2 separate regions of the Homo sapiens genome follow, and region 1 is linked to region 2. The links are chromatin loops, found by intact Hi-C in ENCODE. Cell type or tissue: PC-3. All regions are shown on one strand.

What was found. Peaks named below come from ENCODE experiments on the same cell type or tissue, not always from the same donor. Only the 100,000 strongest peaks of a DNase experiment are listed, where the experiment ranks them.
Region 1: it touches region 2 in a loop (2.5-fold over the local background); 2 of 110 quality-filtered maps call a loop at or near these places.

Annotation. Positions count from the first base shown.
Region 1 is chrX:19,173,623-19,176,122 of GRCh38, reverse strand. No RefSeq gene overlaps it. Among named protein-coding and RNA genes, the nearest start is that of ADGRG2, 52 kb to the right of the region's middle. In PC-3, no CTCF peak of the experiment used is centred here; a DNase peak (open chromatin) is centred at 1,272; H3K27ac peaks cover 1,794 bases.
Region 2 is chrX:19,039,265-19,041,764 of GRCh38, reverse strand. It overlaps ADGRG2 (adhesion G protein-coupled receptor G2), which reads left to right. Exons shown (of 29, transcript NM_001079858.3): 4 at 1,541-1,576. All of the region lies in intron 2 of LOC101928415 (a long non-coding RNA gene), which reads right to left. Among named protein-coding and RNA genes, the nearest start is that of PHKA2, 56 kb to the right of the region's middle. In PC-3, CTCF peaks have their summits at 1,173 (motif pointing left) and 1,192 (motif pointing left); no DNase peak of the experiment used is centred here.

The sequences.
Region 1 (2,500 bases), 130 kb before region 2:
TAAAAATAAATTAAAAAAAAAATAGCCGGGCATGGTGGCACACACTTGTAATCCCAGCTACTCAGGAGGCTGAGGCAAGAGAATCAATTCAACCCAGGAGGCGGAGGTTGCAGTGAGCCGAGACTGCGCCACTGCAGTCCAGCCTGGGTGACAGAGACAGACTTTGTCTCAAAAAAAAAAAAGGAAAAAAGAAAACTTTCCAAGGGCTTCTGCCCTCCACAGATTTATGGACACCTGACATTTACCCAAGTTGTCAGAGAACTGTGCTCAGGGGAATTCTTATTTTGAATCAAATGCCCCAAGTGTATTTTTACTCTATTGTCCAAGTTTGGGTTCCCCATTAGAAGCAGAAACTGAGTCCCTCCAGGGGACCACACCAGCCCTGGACTGACTTCCTTTGGACATTTTTTTTTTAAACATAAGAAATGAATATACTTCTATCTTATTTAAGGCCCAGTTATTTTGGATTTGTGTAACTTACAAGTGAACTGGACCCTAAATGATTTGGAATCCTAGCAAAAGTGGAAGGATCCTGAGAATAAATGCAACTCTGAGGCTGTAGCAAACACTCTGAGGTGAGCCAGGGAGACTGAGGTCTTTGCAAGCCAGGGGGGCAGGAATGAAGTCAACAAAGTTTCAGGAAGTGGGCTGAGCCCAAAAAGAGCAAAAAGAATGTTGGGGACAAAGCGAGGAGCACCTTCTACACCTTGACTTTATTAAAGATGGTGCATAACAGTAGTCTGCCTTAAAGGGATTGTGGCCAATTAGACATCACGGGCAAGGAGAGGGGAGAGGGAAGGAAGGATGACTCCGGGTCTGTGGCTTAGGAACCTGGGTGGCTAGTGCTGCCATTTTGAGAGAGGGCCCTCAGTGGTGGAGAGAGATCTGGAGAGGTAAGTTTTAGACCTGTTGGGCCTCACGGGAGACCCAAGTGGAGGCATTCATTAGGCTGTTGGGTCTAGACTCCATGAAAGAGAGCAGGGCTAGAAATCTCAGTGTGGACCAGCTGGGCTATAGATGGGCTTTGGTGACAAAAGATGTGATTGAGGTTGCCAAGGAAAGTATGTGGGATGAGAAGACAATAGCTAATTACCAACATCTAAGTTGGCAGGGATGTGGGGGAAACAACCAAGGAATCTGTGAAGAAGACTGGGAAGAAGTGGCAAGAGAAGAGGGCAGAAAACAAGTGGGGTGGGGTGTTCTAGTATCCACGGAAAGGAAGCGAGTCAGAAAGAGTCATCAGTGATGTGAAACCACACACAGAAATGTCTAGTAAAGCAAATACTGCCAGTGCCCCACCCACATTCCCTCGGCCCTTACCAGTGTGTGCTGCCAGACTTCCAACTGCTAGAAGTTGCATTGCTTCAACTCTCTTTCTCTGGCTTCCAGAGCCTGCTCTGTCCATGGGCATGACAGGCTGGAAATGCCAGGGAATGCCCCCCTCCGCCAAGCAGCCCTCAACCAACTCTTGACAGAAGCTGGTGTAGAACTACTCCAGCCCCCTTGCCCCTTGGGTGACCTAACTCTGAGATACGTGTTCTGCACCATTTCCCAGGGTTCCCCGCGGGATTAAGCCTCGCTTGCCCATCGTGATAACTTGTTAACAACACACTGTGTTGACTTCGTTTCCCTTCCTTCTCATTTCTTCACTCCTTTACCAGTGTTTCCTGGGGTCACCTCCCAAATAAATGACTTACAGTCAAATTCTTGTCTCAGGTTCTGCTTTTAAGGAATCCCAAACTAGAATATTTAGAAAGATCAAGCCTGAGAAACATCCCCTGAATCTGACAGTCGGTTTGATTGGTGAATCTGAGGGAGAAAGTTGAAATGGTGCAGAGGGAAGGATGTTGCTTTTCAGGGAGATTTTTTAAATGGATAAGAAATAAACGATGGAGAAGACACTTCAGACGCAAAATGACCCACAGAAGAGATAAACAGTGGCGACATCATATTTCACTTCAACAGGATCTCATTCCCCACTTCCTAATAGCACCCTAATAGTTTGAGGGGGCTCACCTTTCTCCCACTCTGTCTTGTCTTGGAGGGTGGTGGTGTCTGTCTCCTCTGGTGGATTTTAATGAGCCAGCTTCCTCATCTTGATGCCAGCAGGTGACCTATGCTAGGGGACCATGGGATGCTTTCTCCCCGGTTTTGGAAGCCTGAGTGATATAATATGAAGACTGGGCAGGTCGCGGTGGCTCACGCCTGTAATCCCAGCACTTTGGGAGGCCGAGGCAGGCGGATCACGAGGTCAGGAGATTGAGACCATCCTGGCTAACACGGTGAAACCCCGTCTCTACTAAAAATACAAAAAAAAAAAAATTAGCTGGGTGTGGTGGTGGGCACCGGTAGTCCCAGCTACTCGGGAGGCTGAGGCAGGAGAATGGCGTGAACCCCGGAGGCAGAGCTTGCACTGAGCCGAGACCGTGCCACTGCACTCCAGCCTGGGCGAGAGAGCGAGACACCGTTTCAAAAAAAAAAAAATGAAGACTGGTTAGAG
Region 2 (2,500 bases):
AGAGATACAGAAGAACAGAGACTAAGGAAGAAGTAACTGCAATTAAATTAGGGCACCAAAGCACCTAGCCACTTGCCTACATTTGCCTTGTTGGCTGCAGGGTTATTGGGGAACTTGGGCACTCATTCAGTCCTGCTTTCGAGCCGAACTATGATTTTAATTATCCCAGAAAACAATCAGTACCCTACCATCATTTCAAGAAAATAGGCTCCTGGAGGCTACCAGGTATGTTTCACTGTGCAATGTTAGTTTGCAAACATACTTATTCTTTCCTATTAATTGTATCTCAAGATAACATTGTAAAAATATCCCTTTGTAATTAATTTTTTTAATGTATAAGATAACACCCCATGTGGGTCAGTATTTGGGGATGTAACACTTCTAAAGGGTAGTATAAATTGGTCCAAGTTTTCTCTAGGGCATTTTGCAAACAACATTTATGGAATTTCTGAAAGAAATAGCCACATATGTATGTAAAAATTTAGCCCAAAGGATTTATTGCAGCATTGTTTGTAATCATGAAAAATCATACACACCAAAATGCCCATTAAGAGGAAATTTGTTATATAGATAAATAGTACATACAACAATTGAAGTGCTATTCAGCCATCATAGATGGTGTTGTGGAAAATTGTTTGATGATATAGAATGACGTTCATGATATATTGTCATGAGAAAAATCAAGTTATAAATATTTTTGTGTGATATAATCCTTATACATACATATATATACATATAAACATATATGCATGTATCTGTATATATGTAAATATATACACATATAAACACATGCATATATCTATATATGTAAATATATATACACACATAGAGAAATAATATATACTAACATGTTAATGTCATTTTTCTCTGAGTGGTGAAATTATAGATGGTTTTTATTTTCTTCTTCTTGCTTATCTGTAATTTCTCGTTTCTCCAATATGTATGTATTATTTTCATAGATAGAAATATAGAATTACTTTTCTTTTAAGAGATCTGAGCATTTTCCCCAAATAAATAACTCAGCAGCTCTTGTAGTTTATAAACCCAGAGGTGTCTGATCTAGCTTAACTCATAAGAAAGAAATGGCTTAATAGATATAACGTCTGTGCTCAAAAGCAGCACAGTTAATGGAAGTTTAATTTATGCAAACATACACGTTAAAAAGTATTGATTAGGCTGTTGAAAATAATAGTAAATTAACATACTGCCCTCTTTTGGTAGCTATTTGTAATTCAGCTTACGTTCACTTCCATTAAAGATGTTAATCTCCTACAAATGTGTGCATAAATTAAACTAATTTTATCTTATTTTTTAAAATAAATTTTATTGTGCACATTTGAGGTTTATAACATGATGGGATGGAGTACATATGGATAGTGAAATTGTTACAGTAGTGAGGCTGATAAACATTCACATACTTTTTTTTAGTGACATGAGTAGCTGAAACCTACTTATTTGACAAAAAATCCTTAATATAGTACAATTTTATTGATTTTAGTCCTCATGAAACTAATTCTGAATCACCTCTTTTCCTCAACAGAAGATACTGATAATTCCAGTTTGTCACCACCACCTGGTAAGTTGTTTTTTTAGAACTCTGGGGAATTTCAGGAAAATATTATTCTGTAAGTTCTCTATGAAACATGGCATGTAGTCAGGTACAACAAAATTGTTTTCCTCCAAGAAGCTTAATTAGGTCATTAAGCCTACACCTGAAAAATCAATGCAAGCATAGACCAGAGGACAGTCATATTGATCCGTCCATATTGCGGGACAAAGCCAGGCAACAAATCACAGGGGACTAAATTGTTAGTTTTCATTACAGTAATTACTTAAGTTCAGCAGTTATTTTTAGTATTCTAGTTCACAAGTCTCTTGAAGAGTATCAGGAACATAAACATGCCAGATGTTTTTACATTTAAGGGAGGAGATGAGATGAGATGTTCACTTAAATATACACCCTCAGTACCTCCACTGAAAGGATATTTTTCACTAGGATTCTAAGGGCCCAGCACTCACCAGAATGGGAAGGCAAATACATTAGAACCCAGATTGGCAAGTGCCTGGAACAGAACCTGAATTCGAGACTGCTAGCTGGAATGGGACCTTAGGGATAAAGTGACCCAGCCCTGTCCATTAGTTGATGAGATAATGAAGCCTGGAGTGGCTGAGGAACTTCTCTAAGATCACACAGCTCCTTGCTCCACATCACACAGAGGCAGCACATGGCTTCTCTGACTCCTACTTCTGTATTCTTTTGGGTACACCATCTATTCCAGAACAATCTTTTATGATGGGGAGTGAGTCAACTCACATTCTTTCTGTAGTTGTGTGCAAATGAGCTTCTACTGTTATTGATTCATTATTTAAATCCAATTAATCACAATAGCTATACTTCTCATGCACTACTATGTATCTGGAAGCCTTCAGACATCTCCTCGTTCTCCTCTCAGTCTTGCAGCATAGGAAATATTCGTGTTATAGATGAGGAAACTGGGGC